Linked DNA regions of Homo sapiens: regions 2, 3 and 4 are each linked to region 1. A link is an interaction called in ENCODE POLR2A ChIA-PET data of the cell type or tissue named here. Cell type or tissue: HepG2. All regions are shown on one strand. Links, peaks and the distances in the headings refer to the core of each region. The heading gives the core; the rest is flanking DNA.

Region 1 (4,451 bases), core at 366-4,365:
CAGCCTTGGACAAATGCAATGGAGTGCACATCTGTGCATGGGGCACAGGAACCAGTGCCTGGGGGACAGACACACACAGCCTTGTGCAAGCGCACATGAGTTCATGCCCACGGGACCACGAAGAAACACAGCTTCACAAGTTGAAGGTTCACCAGCTGTGCCATGCACACAGGACACTCAGGCCACCCCCCAGGGGCAGGCCTGGCCCAGGAGCCCTGGGCAGCCACCAGGCGGCCACCTGGCAGGGGTAGGGGAGCCAAGGAGACAAGAACACCCCCAACAGCTCTGTCCTTCCTCCTTGATTCCCAGCACAAAGTGCTGCGGAGCCCTTAGCTGGGCCTCCTGAGTGCTCAGTGTCAGCTGTGGCTCCACCTGTGGGACATCAGATGAATCACTCATCCTTTCCATGCCTCACTTTTCTGCTCTGTATAATGGGATACCAATCACACAGTACCATGAGTGGAAAAACCTCTGGGGCACGTATATCTTTTGTATTTTCTTCTGTCCCTGCCGATGCCTCAAGCTGCCCCCGGTGAACACATACTGGCCCCCACGGGGCTCAGCTTGGGCTTAAGGAGCCATTTTGAGGGGTTCAGGTGGAGCGCAGCTGGTGTGACTCTGGAACCCCAGCTCAGCTGCTTCTAACACTACCTGCGAAGCGCTCGGTGGCTTGCGGAACGGTCCCTGGGAGGCGGGCAGGGGCAAGATTCCTCTCTCCATTGTACAAACGGGAAACTGAGTCTCGGAGAGGTTAAGTAAAGCAAGGGAGACCTCACAGCTGGTGACAGAGCCCAGACTTCCCCCAGGTTTCTGGCGGGTCCGGGGGTCTCTCCTCCCCAGCTGTGCCGAGGCTGCACTCGCTCATCTGGAAAGGCTTCAGCCGCGCAAGGGTTTCACCTGCCGCGGCCTTCCCGCTCCGGCCGTGCGCATCTACCCCCGCCCCCAACACACACCCCGGGATCCCGGGAGCTGGAGACGGGCTCCCCTCGCAGAGCCTACGGCCTTCCCCCGCCTGGCCCTGCTCGGCCCGGCGCCCCCCGGCGGTGCCAACGCGGCCCTTCGTTGTTCCCAAGGCTGCGGCTGGAAGTTCGAGCCCCTGCTGGGGGAGGAGCTGGACCTGCGGCGCGTCACGTGGCGGCTGCCCCCGGAGCTCATCCCGCGCCTGTCGGCCAGCAGCGGGCGCTCCTCCGACGCCGAGGCGCCCCACGGGCCCCCGGACGACGGCGGCGCGGGCGGGAAGGGCGGCAGCCTGCCCCGCAGTGCGACACCCGGGCCCCCCGGAGGTGACAGGCTCACCCGCCGCCCCCCGATCCGCGCCCACCCAGCCTCACTCGCGCCTGAGGGCCTGGGGTGGGCGTCTGCGCTGCCTCGGGGGCCCCAGTTTCAGCCAGGCCCGGGCCTTGGCGGCTGGGAGCACAGCTGCTCAGAGGCAGGGCCCAGTGCCAGGGGACGCGTGAGGCAGGCGCTTGGGCCCTTATGGTGCCTGCCTGGCCAGGGGGTGCAAATTCAGAAGTCTGCCCGGGAAGCGGACCCTGGCACCCAAGTAGACCCCTCAGGGGCCTCAAAGGACAGGAGGGAAGGCTTGGGGATCTCCCCAGGGCAGAGCTGACTGCAGACGCAGCAAACCCCCGCCACTGCCAGGGTCAGCAGTGCTCACACCGATAGAGTGGCCGGCCAGAGGATATGGGCTGTGGAAGCCTGGGTGGCCCTTGGGCTCCTGCAGGGACAGAGGGCCTCTGTCCCTAGTGGTTTGAGGGAAACTGGTTGTATTTAAGCAAAAGCCACCCAGAGGGTGGGTGACCAGGAATGTGCAGGGCCCAGCCTGCCCCACGGGGCCCGGGTCTGGGGCAGGCCTGACCAAGGGACCCTGCTCTCCCCCTGCAGAGCACCTGGTGAATGGCCGGATGGACTTTGCCTTCCCGGGCAGCACCAACTCCCTGCACAGGATGACCACGACCAGTGCTGCTGCCTATGGCACCCACCTGAGCCCACACGTGCCCCACCGCGTGCTAAGCACATCCTCCACCCTCACACGGGACTACAACTCACTGACCCGCTCAGAACACTCACACTCGACCACACTGCCCAGGGACTACTCCACCCTCACCTCCGTCTCCTCCCACGGTGAGTGACCTCAGCCAACCCTGCCTCTCCCACTAACCCTTCCTCTCTTCCAGCTCCTGGAGCCTCGGGCTTCTGTCTGCTGTCCCCACCGCCCATTCTCCAACATACACACACGCATGCACACATGCACGCACACACGTGCACACGCATGCACACATGTACACAGACATGCATGCGCACACGTACACACATGCATGCACACTCCCTGCTCCTCTCACTCTTGTTTTGTCCTGCCCTAGGCCTCCCTCCCATCTGGGAACACGGGAGGAGCAGGCTTCCGCTGTCCTGGGCCCTGGGGTCCCGGAGTCGGGCTCAGATGAAAGGGTTCCCCCCTTCCAGGGGCCCACGAGACTCTATAATCCTGGCTGGGAGGCCAGCAGCGCCCTCCTGGGGCCCAGGTAGTACAGGGGTGGCCATCCTGTCTCCACAGCTGTCCTGCTCCATCTGTCATCCAGCCACCATAGCAGCCGCCAGCTGTGCCCACTGCTTCCCCTCCATTCCATCCACAGGACCCCCGCCTGCCCACAGGCGCTAACCACCTGCCCTACCATCAGTGCTGATGCCTAACTCTGCCTCTGCCCTCCCAGGGGGCGGGGCTGGGGCTGGGGCAGGAGAGGGGCCAGGCCAGCTGAGCAGTTGAGGGGGTGGGGCTGGCAGACTCACGGGGCTCACTCTCTTTTGGCACAAGCAGGGCCTGCACCCTGCTGGAGGATGTGCGGTAGGTGCTGGGCAGCCTGGACAGGGTGTTGCAGGGTGAGTGAGTTGTCCAGCCAGCGGTCAGTGTAGACATGCCAGCTGAGGGAGGGAGGTCAGGGGGCAGCACTGTGACTCCCACTGAGACCCTAGCCCCTGCATCTCTGGCTGACTGCGGCCTCCTGTCCCCAGACTCTCGCCTGACTGCTGGTGTGCCCGACACGCCCACCCGCCTGGTGTTCTCTGCCCTGGGGCCCACATCTCTCAGAGTGAGCTGGCAGGAGCCGCGGTGCGAGCGGCCGCTGCAGGGCTACAGTGTGGAGTACCAGCTGCTGAACGGCGGTGAGGCATGGTGGCTGCCAGGCTGCGGGGTGCAGCCCTGCAAGGCCTGGCCCCAGTGTGACACATAGGGTACCTCAGCTGTGTCAGGAACCCACCCAAGTCCCTTGAGCGCTAAAGCCCCCATCCAGCCTGAGAGGGTCTCCCACCCCATTCTCCACCCCACTTCTTTGCCTCCCCTCTTCTGAGGTCTCACCCACCTCCCTGGGCCTCTCTCCTGGTCATTCTCTGCTAGGTTTTGCCTAACAAGGCCCCTTTGGGCTGGGATCCTAGGGCCTCTGCTGGCCTGAGATGCCTTTGGGGGAACAAGGAAGTGGCACTTCCCTGGGCAGGCACATTCAAAGCAGCATGACCAGGATGCAGGATGTTGCCTAAACATGAGTGGGATTACAGGCTCCACTCTTGTATAGTACACAATCTGAACAACCAGCCATACCATACTGTACCCAACCTGTACCCAAACCACAGCTAGTCCTGGGTGGGTGATAACTAGGTCTCGATGGCAGCTTAGGGACGAGGAGGATCAGGCCAGGGGTGGGAGTAACACTGCACTACTGTGTGCCCCCACCTGATCCCCCCAGGTGAGCTGCATCGGCTCAACATCCCCAACCCTGCCCAGACCTCGGTGGTGGTGGAAGACCTCCTGCCCAACCACTCCTACGTGTTCCGCGTGCGGGCCCAGAGCCAGGAAGGCTGGGGCCGAGAGCGTGAGGGTGTCATCACCATTGAATCCCAGGTGCACCCGCAGAGCCCACTGTGTCCCCTGCCAGGTGAGTTGCCTCCCCCAGCCCCAGAGCTGCCCCCATCATGCCCACCACCCACCCACAGGCTGATGCTCTTCCTCTACTGCCCCCAGGCTCCGCCTTCACTTTGAGCACTCCCAGTGCCCCAGGCCCGCTGGTGTTCACTGCCCTGAGCCCAGACTCGCTGCAGCTGAGCTGGGAGCGGCCACGGAGGCCCAATGGGGATATCGTCGGCTACCTGGTGACCTGTGAGATGGCCCAAGGAGGAGGTGCTGCCCACCCCGGGGGCAGGAGTGGCCAGGGGAGGGGTAAAGAGGGGGCCGCAGACGCTGAAGGCATCTTCCCTGCTCAGGGCCAGCCACCGCATTCCGGGTGGATGGAGACAGCCCCGAGAGCCGGCTGACCGTGCCGGGCCTCAGCGAGAACGTGCCCTACAAGTTCAAGGTGCAGGCCAGGACCACTGAGGGCTTCGGGCCAGAGCGCGAGGGCATCATCACCATAGAGTCCCAGGATGGAGGTAGGCACCTGTCCTTTCCTTCACCCCCACCCCTC
Region 2 (4,000 bases), core at 1-4,000, 140 kb before region 1:
CTCCTGACCTCGTGATCTGCCCGCCTCGGTCTCCCAAAGTGCTGGGATTATAGGCGTGAGCCACCACGCCTGGCCTTTTTTGTATTTTTAGTAGAGACGGGGATTCACCGTGTTGGCCAGGCTGGTCTCAAGCTCCTGGTCTCTAGTGATCCTCCCACTTGAGCCTCCCAAGGTACAGGGATTACAGGTGTCATACGGGTATGAGCCATTGCACCCGACCAGTGGTGTTACTTTTTAATAAGTTCTGCTGCTCTTTTTTTTTTTTTTGCAAGATAGGGTCTGACTTTGTCACCCAGGCTAAAGAGCAGTGACCCAGTCATAGCTCCTACCTCAGCCTCCCAAGTAGCTAGGACTACAAGGACACGCCGTCATGCCTGGCTAATTTAAAAAATCTTTTTTGTAGAGATGAGGTCTTGCTATGTTGCCCAGGCTGGTCTTGAACTCCTGGTCTCAAGCAATTCTCCTTCCTCAGCCTCTTAGAGTGCTGGGATTACAGGCATGAGCTACCGTACCAAGCTAAGGGAAATGATTTTTTTTTTTTTTTTTTTTTTTTTGGTCAGTGTGCATATGGGGAACTGATCTGAACCCAGGTATTCTAGGCCCAGGGTCAGAGAGTCAGATCTTAATCCCTCAGGCTAAACAGTCTCTCAATTTACTCGTTCTCCTTCCTCCCTTCCTCCCTCTCTCCCTCCTCCCTCCTCCTCTCTCTCTTTCTTTCCTTCCTTCCCTTCCTTCCTTCCTCCCTCCCTCCCTCCCTCCCTCCCTTCCTGATGGAGTCTTGGTCTGTCACCCAGGCTGGAGTGCAATGGCGCGATCTCGGCTCACTTGAATCTCCACCTCCCAGGTTCAAGTGATTCTGGTGCCTCAGCCTCCTGAGGAGCTGGGATTACAGGTGTGCTGTAATTTTTGTATTTTTAGTAGACGGGGTTTCACCATGTTGGCCAGGCTGGTCTTGAACTCCTGACCTCAAGTGATCCACCCGCCTTGGCCTCCCAAAGTGCTGGGATTACAGGCATCAGCCACCGCACCCGACCCTTGCTTTTCTTTTGAAGTATCCTATTCTTTTCCTGTCGTTTCTGTGAAGCATCCAGGGCTTCTCTGGTCCAAAGTCAGTTTTTACATGAATGTCAGGCTTAAGGGATTCCAGTGCCAGGCAGGAAGCATAAGTTTGGACTCTTCATTTCGCCCCCGCTCTTTCCCGGCCTCCAGGAAGCGGTACCTCCGGCGGCGGGCAGCTTTGGGACAGCTGAACACCATCCTGCTGGTGGCCCAGCCCCTGCTCCAGAGGCGGCAGAGACTGCAGGTGCAGGGGCTTGGGTGGGGCGGTTCAGGGTAGAAGCCAGGCTGCCTGAGCTGGCCGAGCTGGCCAAATCCCAGCAGCGTTGACCCTCTCAGCCCGGCCTCGCACGGGCTGTGGCTTCAGACACAGTGCTCCTTGAACTCATCCCTTTTCCCTCCGGCCGGGGTAGGCCGGGGCCCTTGGGAGGTGCTGTCTTCCTCCATCCCTGCCTACTCTCCCCAGGGCCTGGCTCTTCCCTCTTGCCTGGGGTTCCCATCCCCTCCAGGCCTCCCCTGGGCCCCGTCCGCTCCCCTCTTTTGCATGATGACTCAAATCTAAGGTCTATAAAGCGACTCAAAGGTCAATGCCCACGTGCTACCCCCTCTCTGGCCCCTCCCTGGCTGGACTTTGTCCCCTGGGACCATTTCTTCCCTTCTTCCTGCCCTCTTCCCGGTGCCCTGGCAGATGGGCACAGACGCCCACAGTGCTAAGGCTGGTGAGGGCCCTGGAGGGCCAGGGGTGGCTGGCCCCTCCTGATCTGTTCTCACTCCTTTGCTGAGAACCTCCCAGGGGCAGGAGGGGACAGCTGAACTTCAGAGCTGGGGAGGTGCCCCCAGGTGACTCACATGGGAGGCATCAGCTCTTCCCACATCTCTTCCAACAGCTTGGGCGTTGGCAGGGCTGGCATAGCAGCGAAAGGGCCTTGGAGAGAGTGCCAAGCATGGTAGGTGGCCTGGAAAGTGGGGGGTTTTACATGGGGCTATGAACCTGCTGAGACTGGGACAGCTTAGAGGGCTGCCAGGGTGCTACCGTGGGTCTTGTCCCTCAGGGCCATGCATTGCACCTCCTGAGAAGAGGACCGGGGTGCTCTTGGCTCTTGGTTTCCCTCAGAGGGTCTTTGGGGCTCTGTTTGTTCGAGTGTCCAGGGTCAGAATCCTTGGTCTTTGGCTGGGTGTGGTGGCACACACCTGTAATCCCAGCACTTTGAGGTCGAGGTGTGAGGATTGCTTGAGCCCAGGAATTTGAGACCAGCCTGGGCAACATGACAAGACCCCATCTCTACAAAAACAATAAAAATTAGCTGGACACAGTAGCACATGCCTATAGTCTCAGCTACTCAGGAGGTTTGAGGTGGGAGGATCGCTTGAGCTAGAGCCTCAGAAGTCAAGGCTGCAGTGAGCCATGATGGTACCACTGCACTCTAGCCTGGGTGACAGAGTGAGACCCTGCCTCAAAAAAAAAAAAAAAAAAAAATCCGTGGTCTTTGGAAGGGATGTTTATAATCTTGGGGTTGAGGGTGTGGGGAGGGACACTGGTCCCTAGGCCCCTCCTGTGGATCCTGGGTAAATGAGTCCCCTCTGCCAGGAGCTGGGGCGCTTGGAGATCCCGGCTGAGCTGGCCGTCATGCTGAAGACGGCGGAAAGTGAGTCTTGTTGGTGTCCTCTTGTTAGGACTCCTTCTCCAGTCCCTTTACTGTGGGGTGTGTCTGTCCCTTGTGGTTCCTCCCTCTGATGCTCCAGACTCCCCTGAGCTCATCACTTGGGTCCCTGTGGACAGGGGCTGATGGCTCGTGGTGAGGGATGGAGGTGGTCCCAGGGCCAGGTACCACACCTGGATGCTCCTGGGCTGCCTCCCGGTGCTTGTTCCCAGGCCATCGGGACGCCCTGGCTGGGAGCATCACCGAGTGCCTGCCGCCTGAGGTTCCTGCCCGGCCCAGCCTGACTCTCCCAGCAGACATTGACCTGTTCCCTTTCTCCAGCTTCGTCGCCATCGGCTTTCAGGTGGGCGCCCAGGCCTAAGCTCTTCCCGCTGGCCTCACCGCTCTGAGTTAGCACCTGCCTGACAGATGCTGCGTTTTTTTCCCCGCTGTCAGCTCTTGCCCTCCTTCCTCCCCAGCCTTTGGGGCTGTGAGTAGCGCTGAATTGCTCTGAAAATAACCGTTGAATGTAATTGTCTCACCATAGAGCGTTACTGGAGATAACAGTTGGTGTTATTGAATGGGAGACGTTATTTAGATCCACGATGCCACACCTTTGTTGTACCTGCGGTAGTGCCCTGCTTTTGAAGTCATGACCTTAAAGAATGTTTATTGACAAGGGAAATTGTCCAGACTTCAGCAGTAAATACAAATGCAGGTTCAAAACTGCACATACAGGTTGGACATGGTGGCTCATGCTTGTAATCCCAGCACTTTTGGGAGGCCGAGGTGGGTGGATCACCTGAGGTCAGGAGTTTGAGACCGGCCTGGCCAACATGGTGAAACCCCGTCTCTACTAAAAATACAAAAATTAGCCAGACATGCGCCTGTAGTCCCAGCTACTCAGGAGGCTGAGACAGGAGAATCACTTGAACCTGGGAGGTGGAGGCTGCAGTGAGCTGAGATTGTGCCACTGCACTCCAGCCTGGGCGACAGACAAGACTCTGCCTCAAAAAAAAAAAAAAGGCATTAAGATGCATTTCTGTCCAGCCCCTCTGCCTCTCCCGAGGTGCCTGCTCCGGTGGGGCTCCCCTGGGCTGTCTGATAGCTGGTGAGCATGGACTGAGCCCTCTCCTTCCTTGCAGGAACCGTCCCTGCCCAGGCCAGGGCAGCCACTGGCGAAGCCCCTAACCCAGCTGGATGGAGACAACCCTCAGCGTGCCCTGGACATCAACAAAGTGGTGAGTGACACATTGGAGAAGGGACAGGATAGGCGCCTGGGAGCCCCGCACGTCCTGTCCTTA
Region 3 (5,820 bases), core at 1,104-5,103, 120 kb after region 1:
TCTGTGTGTGTGAGTGTGAGGTGTGTGTATGTGTGCGTGTGTGTTTAGACATTTCTTGTTTTTTGGAGACAGAGTCTTGCTCTGTTACCCAGGCTGGAGTGCAGGGGTGTGATCTCGGCTCACTGCAACCTCCGCCCCCCAGATTCAAGTGATTCTTTTGCCTCACCCTCCCGAGTAGCTGGGACTACAGGCACGTGCCACCACTCCCGGCTAATTTTTGTATTTTTTAGTAGAGACGGGGCTGGTCTCGAACTCCTGATCTCAAGTGATCCACCCACCTCAGCCTCCCAAAGTGCTGGGATTACAGGCATGAGCTACCACGCCTGGCTTGTTTAGGCATTTCTAAGCACAAGACACACCTAGGCTGGGCGGTATGGAAAGAGTGTTCTGGACTGGGTAACAGTGGGCAGCCCCCCCAGTACCCCTGTGCCTCAGTTTCTTCCTCTGTAAATGGTAGTGGGAGGGGAACGTTGAGACTAGATCGGTGGTTTTCTCATTTTTTTCTTTTTCACAGTTTCTTTTTTTAAAGGAGCCTTGAATCAAATAGGCAAATGCTTCTCTGATTAAGGTGTTGGCAGGGGTGCTGAGGGACCTCCCCCAGCCTTTCCCCAGCCCACCCCGCTCAGTGCACCTCCTCCTAGGTCTTCTCAGAGCATTGTTGGAAAAGTCACTGGGCTGGAGCAACATGCATTCACACACAGGCGTTCACCCAGGCAGACACTCACACACAGCACACAGACACACACGAAGACATACACACATGTATACAGATATACGCACATATACGCATACACACAAAACACATAGGCATGCAGACCACACACACACACTCACACACACACTCTCACACTCCAGGGTGACAAAGGAAATGCGAGATTGTAGCTAACACTCCAGGCTTCGGAGTCTGAAACTTGGGATCTGAAGAGCCAGCCCCTTGCTAGCTGTGCACCCAGGGGCCAGCCAATCCCTGGCTCTGAGCTGCAAAGCTGCAATACAGGGATATGGGATTAAAATGCTTGTTGCAGGCAGGGTACAGAACCCCGTCTCTACATTTTAAAATGTATTTTATTTATTTATTTATATTTTTTATTTATTTATTTATTTATTTTTTGAGACAGAGTCTCGCTGTTTTGCCCAGGCCGGACTGCAGTGGCGCTATCTCGGCTCACTGCAAGCTCCGCCTCCCAGGTTCATGCCATTCTCCTGCCTCAGCCTCCCGAGTAGCTGGGACTACAGGCGCCCACCACCGTGCCCGGCTAATTTTTTGTATTTTCAGTAGAGACAGGGTTTCACCGTGTTAGCCAAGGTGGTCTCGATCTCCTGACCTCGTGATCCGCCCGCCTCGGCCTCCCAAGGTGCTGGGATTACAGGCGTGAGCCACCGCGCCCAGCCAATGTATTTTATTTTATGTATTTATTTTTGAGACAGGGTCTCGCCCTGTCACCCAGGCTGGAGTATAGTGGCATGAACATGGCTCACTGCAGCCCCAACCTCCTGGGCTCAAGGGACCCTCCCATCTCAGCCTCCCAAGTAGCTGAGACCACAGGCGTGCACCACCATGCTGGCTTTTTGTTTTTGTTTGTTTTTTGAGACGGAGTCTCACTCTGTCTCCCAGGCTGGAGTGCAGTGGCACGATCTCGACTCACTGCAACCTCTGCCTGCTGGGTTCAAGTGATTCTCTGCCTCAGCCTCGCAAGTAGCTGGGATTACAGGCGCCTGCCACCACGCCCAGCTAATTTTTTTTGTATTTTTAGTAGAGACACGGTTTCACCATGTTGGCCACGCTGGTCTTGAACTCCTGACCTCGTGATCCACCCGTCTTGGCCTCCCAAAGTGCTGAGATTACAGACATGAGCTATCACGCCTGGCCAATTTTTTTTTTTTTTGAGACGGAGTTTCACTCTATCGCCCAGGCTGGAGTGCAGTGGCGCTATCTCAGCTCACTGCAAGCTCCGCCTCCCGGGTTCACGCCATTCTCCTGCCTCAGCCTCCCGAGTAGCTGGGACTACAGGCGCCCCCCACAGTGCCCGGCTAATTTTTTGTATTTTTAGTAGAGACAGGGTTTCACCATGTTAGCCAGGATGGTCTCGATCTCCTGACCTCGTGATCCGCCTGCCTCGGCCTCCCAAAGTGCTGGGATTACAGGCGTAAGCCACCGCGCCTGGCCCCAATTTTTTTTTTATTTTTGTTTTTTGTAGCGATGAGGTCTCACCATGTTGGCCATACTGATCTCAAACTCCTGGGCTTGAGTGATCCTCCCACCTCAGCCTCCCAAAGTGCTGGGATTACAGGTGTGAGCCATCATGCCCAGCCTCAATATTTTTTTAAAGAGATGTTTGTTTCCCAAACTTCCACGCAAGACTCTGGAGCTACAGGCCACTCTGCAGATGGCATGCTTGCTGAGTGGCTGTGTCTGTGGCCACAGGTGTGACTAGTCATGCCTGAATTCCACCAAGAAAGCACCAGGCCTGTCTAGCTCACATTCCAGGACATGCCAACACTTCCTGCAGGGTCAGAGACCAGAAGGTTCCCTGGCGAGGGGCGCCTGTGGGGTAGGGAGTGCCAAGTTGGGGGACAAGATGAGACAGCAGGTGGCCTGAGGGGTGGGAGCGGTCCTCTGCAAGGTAGGAGGCTTGTAGTAGGTGGTCCAAGGAGCATCCAAGGGGACAGCGGGGCAGCCTTCTCCACCAGCCCCTTCACTGCCGGGTGAGCTGGGGACCCATGGCTGCCAAGGGAACGATGTTGAAAACACAAAGCACCAGGGGCAAGGAGGCCCCGCCCGGAAAAACAACATCCTGGCTGCTAGAGCCCAGGCAGGCTCTATGGGAGGGGCTATTTTTAGCTGCTGAGGCTGCTGGGGCTGGACTTGTATGGCCTTGCTGTCTGGCTGCATAACTCACCCATTATCCCGCCTGACCTTGAGCTGGGCGTCTGTCTGAGAGGCCTCTCTGTCTGCCCTTGCCCTCGGCCACAGCCCCTCTCTGGGGTGCACCTGGGCCACACAGAACCCAGGCAGGAGTGAGCTGGCCTGGGCCTGGAAACACACTGGACTGTAGCCTCAGGGCGCCCCAGGCCTGGCTCAGGTTCTAGGGCAGCAGAGGGCACTGGGCCCTCCCAGAAGAGAGGCAGAGGCTCTCCTGGGGCACAGGTCACAGGTGTCCCCAGCATGGAGGGCAAGAAGATTCCAGAGGGGGACATAAGTCCTTTTATTTTTTGAGATGGAGTCTTGCTCTGTCGCCCAGGCTGGAGTGCAGTGGTATAATTGATCTCGGCTCACTGCAACCTCTGCCTTCCGGGTTCAAGTGATTCTCCTGCCTCAGGCCCCTGAGTAGCTGGGAGTACAGGCACCCACAACCATGCCCGGCTAATTTTTGTATTTTTAGTAGAGACGAGGGTTTCACCATGTTGCCTAGGCTGGTCTCGAACTCCTGACCTCAAGTGATCTGCCTGCCTTGGCCTCCCAAAGTGCTGGGATAACAGGCATGAGCCACCGCGCCCGGCCAGGACATAAGTTCTCTTATTGTAGATGTTCTGGGCTCCAGCCACACCCTGGGCCGGCTCTGTGGGCTGAGGGCTATGTGTGAAGGAAGCTCCAGGTCTCAAAACTCTCTTGCCCACGCCCAGGGGTCCTGCCCTGTTCCTGGAGGGGTGATGCCTGCATTTAATGCTGGGCACAAACAGTACAAACAGCAAAGGCAGGTCCAGAACTAGGCTGCGGCATGAAAGATAAAAATAGCTGGTGGGAGTCAGGCCATCCCAAGTAAACACTCAAGCAGCCAGGACGGCAGTGGGGCTGGAGAAGCCACCTCTGGCTGCCCGTGCTGGGAAAAAGGGAGTGGGGGTGCCCCAAAGGGCAGGTACCCTGTTCCAGCCCCCTTCTCCCAGGCCAGGGCTCCCTCTCAACAGGAATCCTGGGACGAGGGGCTCCGGCCCCTCTCCTGCCTGCCCACTCAGCCAGCTTACAAATGAGAGCGGTTCTGGGAATCCTTGGGTAGAGAGGATGGAAAAGGAGTCATTCATTCAACAAGTGTTTATTGAGCATCTACTACATGCCAGACACTATTCTAGAAACCTGGGAAAGGAGGGGTTAGGGTAGCTTGGAGCTGTCCCAGCTGTAGCTCTGTCTCCCAGAAGTGAGGTCTGCAGGGGAACAGGGTCTGGGGGTCCTCCTGCCTGGGAGAGGGAAGGCTGAGTGTATAAAAAGGTGGAAGCCTCTAGAAATGAGAAGGCTGGGTGTGTGGGACTCATGCTGGTGCCTTCCCAGACGAAGGAGAGGGCCCAGAGGAGGCAGCTTCCTGGAGCAGAGACGGCAGCAGGAGCGCCCGTGCCCGGCATCACCTCCTCTTCAGCACGGATATGCAGGACTTCTTGAGGGGCCCGATCTGCAAGTGGGCGTCCACACTCTCCAGGAAGAAGGCAGGCTTGAGTCTGTGGGTGAAGAGCCCCGCAAAGTGACTGTCCAGGCGGCTCTGGAAGGGGTCAATGGGGGAGGCCGGGATGCCACCCCGGCGGGGCCGGGAGGCCTTCAGCCTCCGCAGGAGGCTCATCTTGCCGTCCCGTACAGCATAGAAGGCCAAGGCACGGTCAGCGTATTCCAGGCAGACCCCAACCGTGGGCGAGAAGGGGTGGGGCAGGGGAGCCTCCAGCCCATGAAACCAGACGGAGAAGCTGCGTCCATTCCACTGCAGGCAGCAGGAGTGGGCGTTGCGGCCCAGCCGGCCGCGGTCGTAGGGCTCTTGTGGGGAGAAGTCTTCGGCCATGACCCCCATGCTGACCCAGCCCTCGATAATCTCCACCTCCCAGTAGTAGGTGCCTCGGTCCAGGGCACCCTCGCCCAGCACCTGCTCACAATGGGTGAAGCGGGTGGGCGACAAGGGGTAGTTGATAGGACACAGCACCCTCTTGACACCTTTGGTTCCAAACAGCTGCAGGAACTTGTCTGCTGTGTCGCTGTCCAAATCCACAATATAGGCAACTGATCCCGTGGACAGAAGAGAGAGGCAGGGCTCAGGGCCAGGCTCAGAGGGCACGGCCCCTCCCCAAGTACCCACCCCCCCAAAACACAGCCTCTCCCCTGCTTTCCAACCGGCACAACCCAGCCCCGCCGGGGACCACCCCAGGAGCTGCCCTAGCTCTCCCCACAAACTGGGGAGAGGAATCCTAACCCTTGTGTGCCAGGGCCCTGCTGGGACCAGCCCAGCAGCCCTGGGAGGGCCCAGTGTGAGTGGAGGGGGCACGGGCGTCCACTTACACTTGAGGAAATAGTCCCTGGGAGCTTCACTCTCCAAGAGGTTCGTACTCTCGAGGTCTTGGGGCTCAGCATCAGCTGTAGAAGAGGAGACAGTGGTGAGAACGCCCCCAGACTGCCCCCCTCTGAACCTGTGACTACAATCCCTACCCCCTTCACTTCCTCCCAGAGTCCAGAGCCACCAGGGAGCAAGCACCACCCAGATGTGGCACGCTGTGCTCACACACATGCCCGTTGCCTGTGTTCTGCCTCTTGCCCCATGTGCTTCCCGGGCCACAGCCCTCTGGAGCTAGAGGGTGGGCTAGGAGAAGCCCCCTCTACCCCAGGTCCAAGGGGCTGATTGATCCCCACAGGGTGGCAGCTCTAGTCACTGGCAGGATTTGGGCTCCTCCCTGTGCCAGGCACAATTTTCCTCCTCCACTTCTGGATGGGCGCCAGGCCTGGGGGCCTGTGCGAGAGGCTGGCAGAGGGTGAGTCATCGGGGGGGCGTGGGGCGGTGCCCACCTTCCGAGTCCAGCTTCTGTGGCCCATCCTCGTTGCCACCCGGCCCCCTCAGCTGCTCCCACTGGTTG
Region 4 (4,000 bases), core at 1-4,000, 110 kb before region 1:
ACCAGCCTGGGCAACATGGGGAGACCCTGTCCCTACAAATATAAAAAAAAATTAGCCAGGTGTGGTAGCATACACCTGTGGTCCCAGCTACTCCTGTGGAGGTTGAGGCAGGAGGACTGCCTGGGGCATGACAGTGGCACTGCACTCCAGCCTGAGTGACAGAGCAAGACCCTGTCTCAAAAAAAATAAAATAAAAATAAAAAATGACAATAAAGCCACGGATACAAGAATCTCATTAGAAAAACTTGGCAGAGAGTATATAAAAGTTTCCTCCCAACCGGGCATGGTGGCACACGCCTGTGATCCCAGCTACTCAGGAGGCTGAGGCAGGAGAATCGCCTGAACCCGGGAGACAGAGGTTGCAGTGAGCCAAGATCACACCACTGCACTCCAGCCTGGGCTACAGAGTGAGACTCTGCCTCAAAAAAAAAAAAAAAAATTATCCAATTGGGGCCGGCAGTTAATTGAAAGAGCTGGTCAAAGCAACTTTTGTTAAAGAACACCTAAGTTCTCTACACATCTATTACTTTTTTACATATCTCACATTAAATGGAAACATACACCTTTTCCTTGGCCGGCCTTCCTGGCCTTTTCTCTGAGTGTGGGCTTGCCAACCAGAGCTCCTGGATTGCTATCTTCTAGTTTTGGTTGAGTGTGGGCTTGCCAACCACAGCTCCTGGATTGTTATTTTCTAGTTTTGGTTTCTTTAAAGCAGAACAAAAACTTAAAGTCATTGGAACTTAAAGGCAAAGGAAGCTGGGTGTGAAAACCTTCTGGGTTTTTACAAAATGTCCCTGATGTTTAGTTATCATGTCTGCATCTTTTTCAACAGGAACATTATCTGAGTGATTCCAAAGTCATCCCAAAGTAGTCAATAGGTATTTCTAGAAAGAATTTCTTTCTCCACTCGCTCTGAGGTGCAGCACAGGTGCTTCAGCGCTCAGACTGTGTGCTGCTGGATTCAAACTCCAACTCAGTTACTTACTAGCTGATGACCTCGGCTAAGTTATTTAACCTCTCTGTGCCCGTTCCCCACATGTAAAATTGGGGTTTCAGCTATTATTGTTGCTTCATTGGTTCCCGGGATGTTAAATTCAATTATGTAATTACAAGTACAACTGCCATGAACAGGTTTGGGAACCAACACTTGACTCTTGATAAGCATCTGACTTAACTGACGGAGCTGCACGCAAAGGGTGAGCTAGAGACTGGCCCACTGCTGTGAGCGTTCAGCATGCCAAGGGCCTTAGTCAGTAAGTTTCACACAAGGAAACAGAAAACATCAGGTAACCCGGGTCAGTGACGCCCATGATAGTTAAGAACGACTGTTCTAAATCTGCCTCCATCTGTCATCCAACCCTGGCCACACCTGGGGAGAATCACCTGGGGATGTGTAAACAATACGACATCCTGGCAACCCCAGAGACTGATATAAGTGGTACCAGGTGGGGCCTGGGCATTTCTCAAAGCTCCTAGATCTTTACCAGCTGGGATAAGCACCCGAGGGCTAGAAGGGAAGCCCTTGGAGGGCAGGGCCCGCCTCTCTGATCTCACAACTGGACACACAGTGCCTGGCATGGTTCCTGGCCATAGCGGGCCCTCACATCCTAGCTTTTAAAGGAGTATATGGTGGCCACTAGGTTTCAAGCACCAGGGCACAGGCTTGATCCCCTCTTCCCAGCTTCCCTATTGTGCCAGTGGGCAGAAACCAACCACACAATGTTGCTGAGGCCGTGCCCAGGGAGCAGACAAAGGCACCAATGGGAAGCCTCAGGGGGGGAGCAACACTTCCCCCAGAAACAGTTCCAGGAGGCACCAGGCGCCAGCCAGGGCTGCAGTTAATCATTCACCCCACAACACAGGAAGTGAGCCCTACGCCAGTCCCAGCCCCAGGGCTTCCTGAGCTCGGGGCAGGTCCGCAGTCCACACGTCACCCAGACAGAGGACAGCCCAGCCCAGCCACAGGTGAGGCGGCCTGATGGCCTGGGGCAAAGGCCCTCGGTCCAGTCTCTTCCCCGTCCACCCCAAGTCTGACTTCTCTCAGGAGGGACTCATGAACACGTGCCCTGAGCACCCCCAAAATGACATCACACAAGGGCAGAAAGGAGCTGAAGGGGGAACGTGAAAGGCAGAAAGGGAGCCGTGGTTGCCAGGCAACCAGCCCTAGCCCACCTTTGTTTGTTTGGTGACAGCAACTAAGGTCTGGTCAGGGCCGCTTGGCCACGCTCATGCCTTTTCCTCTCAACAGTTGCTTCTTTGAGTCAGGGTGCAGCTCTGGTCACCTGGCGGCCTCTTCAGCTCAGCCCTCCACAAAGTGTGAGCCTGAAGGACCACCCTGAATTGCCCTTGTAGGACCCAGAACAGCTACCAGCAGAATCAGGTAATGGCTCCCTCCTTCTCCACCTGGGCTGCCCTCACCTGGCTATGGGCTTGCAGTCTGCGATAAGGAGCTCCGCTTCTAGAGGACTCCTAAGTTCTATTCTCAGCTGCTCCAAGGAGGCTACCGAGGCCTCAGCTGGAGTTGGCCCCTCCTCGGCTCCTATACGCTCTCTCAAATGCCTCCCAAATGTTTGGCAGTTGGGGCAGGAAAAACAGGGAGACTCTATCATGATGCTTTTTAGATTCTAGCCAAGTAGGTCTCAGGGATGAGAGAGAGTCCTTGCTCACACTTGCTACTCAGGAAAGAAGGACTGGAGAATCCAGGGGCATCCCCTAGGAAGAATCCAGGGCCCCACTTCTTGCGCCAGTCCTGGCTCCTGTATCTAGAGCGGGGGAAATGCCATTTGCTGCTGGCTGCAGGCATCCAGCACAAAGACTCTAGCCCTTTCATGTCCCCTGGCTGCCAGGCGGGCCGGCTGCTCACAGAGGCTGCTACAGAGGCTGGAGTCGGCGGGCAGAGCATAGCACCTGGGACAGGGCCTGGGAGGGCTGCCTGCACTCAGGTCCTCTGTCCCTCTTTTCCAGATTCTCATGGACCAACTGGTATTCAAAGAGACAATCTGGAATGATGCGTTCTGGCAGAACCCCTGGGACCAGGGGGGCCTGGCAGTGATTATCTTATTCATCACCGCTGTCCTGCTTCTCATCTTATTTGCCATCGTGTTTGGTTTACTCACTTCCACAGAAAACACTCAGTGTGAAGCGGGTGAAGAGGAGTGACCTGACTTGCTGGGGACTGAGATGGCAGCAGGGGAGGCGAGCTGACCTGCCCCCATTCCAGTGGTGGGCCCCTTCGCGGTTCCCTCTGGCTCAGGGGCCAAGCCCTGGTGTCTTCCTTTCCCATCAGGAAAAAGTCTAGTAAAATACTGTATCTGGCTTAGGGTTGGTCAGACTAGTAAGATGGGGAGGCTGGTCTGAGACCAATTCTGGCTCCTTGACCCTATTGTTTTTAGGGTTCCCCGACCAGAACCCTAAAAGCACATGGAGAGGATGGCTCCACTGCCTCAGGTGGAAGGAGCTATGGCTAACAAGGTTCTCTAACAGGCTCACAGGCCCAGCCAGCAATTTCACAAATCCTTGACAGAGAAAGACACAACCAAATGAAATAAAAATTCCTTTTCAAATCTGCTAACTTGTGAGAGCTCATTTTTAATCCAGATAGAGCCACCAGAGCAAGCTTCCCGAACAAAGCCGCACCGGGGCCTGCACGCTCTAGCCTGCCTGTCTCCAGCCATCTTGCCCACCCCATCCTGCCCTGCCCCTGGGTTCTCAGCGTGTCTTTCAGTTCTTGAATATGCTGTGTTCTCTCCCACCACAGGGCCTTTGCACATGCTATTCTCATTGACCGGGATGCTCTCCCTCACACCACACTTTACTCTATGGCCTAGTTAGTCCTTCCTCATCCTTTGTATCTCCGTTTGAACCTGACTCCCTCAGGTAAATCTTCCCTAACCCTCAAGGATTAGGGTAAGGCCACTTGTTTTATACTCTCGAAACACCATTTACAGGACTTATATGTCTTTGTTGTTGTTGTTTCTTTGTTTTTGAGACAGAGTCTTGC

What was found. ChIA-PET counts read pairs that join two places held together with the same protein. Peaks named below come from ENCODE experiments on the same cell type or tissue, not always from the same donor. Only the 100,000 strongest peaks of a DNase experiment are listed, where the experiment ranks them.
Region 2: POLR2A ChIA-PET joins it to region 1 with 10 read pairs; 7 of 35 experiments call an interaction of 5 or more read pairs at or near these places.
Region 3: POLR2A ChIA-PET joins it to region 1 with 11 read pairs; 8 of 35 experiments call an interaction of 5 or more read pairs at or near these places.
Region 4: POLR2A ChIA-PET joins it to region 1 with 11 read pairs; 19 of 35 experiments call an interaction of 5 or more read pairs at or near these places.

What each region holds. Positions count from the first base shown.
Region 1 is chr17:75,752,692-75,757,142 of GRCh38, forward strand. ITGB4 (integrin subunit beta 4) reads left to right here. Exons shown (of 40, transcript NM_000213.5): 33 at 1,074-1,283; 34 at 1,885-2,124; 35 at 3,010-3,159; 36 at 3,738-3,926; 37 at 4,013-4,168; 38 at 4,252-4,416. It also overlaps a transcript of GALK1 not described here. Among named protein-coding and RNA genes, the nearest start is that of GALK1, 10 kb to the right of the region's middle. RefSeq lists silencers at 879-1,488, 2,696-2,865 and an enhancer at 1,076-1,849. In HepG2, for the core only: CTCF peaks have their summits at 1,146 (motif pointing right), 1,847 and 2,509 (motif pointing left); DNase peaks (open chromatin) are centred at 1,130 and 1,910; H3K4me3 peaks cover 1,008 bases.
Region 2 is chr17:75,608,957-75,612,956 of GRCh38, forward strand. It overlaps MYO15B (myosin XVB), which reads left to right. Exons shown (of 64, transcript NM_001395058.1): 22 at 1,210-1,303; 23 at 1,944-2,003; 24 at 2,645-2,702; 25 at 2,930-3,060; 26 at 3,842-3,937. Among named protein-coding and RNA genes, the nearest start is that of SMIM5, 22 kb to the right of the region's middle. In HepG2, for the core only: no CTCF peak of the experiment used is centred there; a DNase peak (open chromatin) is centred at 1,655; H3K4me3 peaks cover 785 bases.
Region 3 is chr17:75,870,149-75,875,968 of GRCh38, forward strand. It overlaps TRIM47 (tripartite motif containing 47), which reads right to left. Exons shown (of 6, transcript NM_033452.3): 4 at 5,753-5,820; 5 at 5,252-5,326; 6 at 4,016-4,975. The coding sequence ends at 4,335. Among named protein-coding and RNA genes, the nearest start is that of TRIM47, 5.5 kb to the right of the region's middle. In HepG2, for the core only: a CTCF peak has its summit at 3,088 (motif pointing right); DNase peaks (open chromatin) are centred at 2,493 and 2,863; H3K4me3 peaks cover 440 bases.
Region 4 is chr17:75,644,407-75,648,406 of GRCh38, forward strand. All of the region lies in intron 8 of RECQL5 (RecQ like helicase 5), which reads right to left. It overlaps ERLN (endoregulin), which reads left to right and starts at 1,845. Exons shown (of 2, transcript NM_001162997.2): 1 at 1,845-2,380; 2 at 2,965-3,568. The coding sequence starts at 2,971. The coding sequence ends at 3,159. RefSeq lists enhancers at 1,772-1,916, 2,084-2,163 and a cis regulatory region at 1,837-1,850. In HepG2, for the core only: no CTCF peak of the experiment used is centred there; DNase peaks (open chromatin) are centred at 1,865 and 2,155; H3K4me3 peaks cover 823 bases.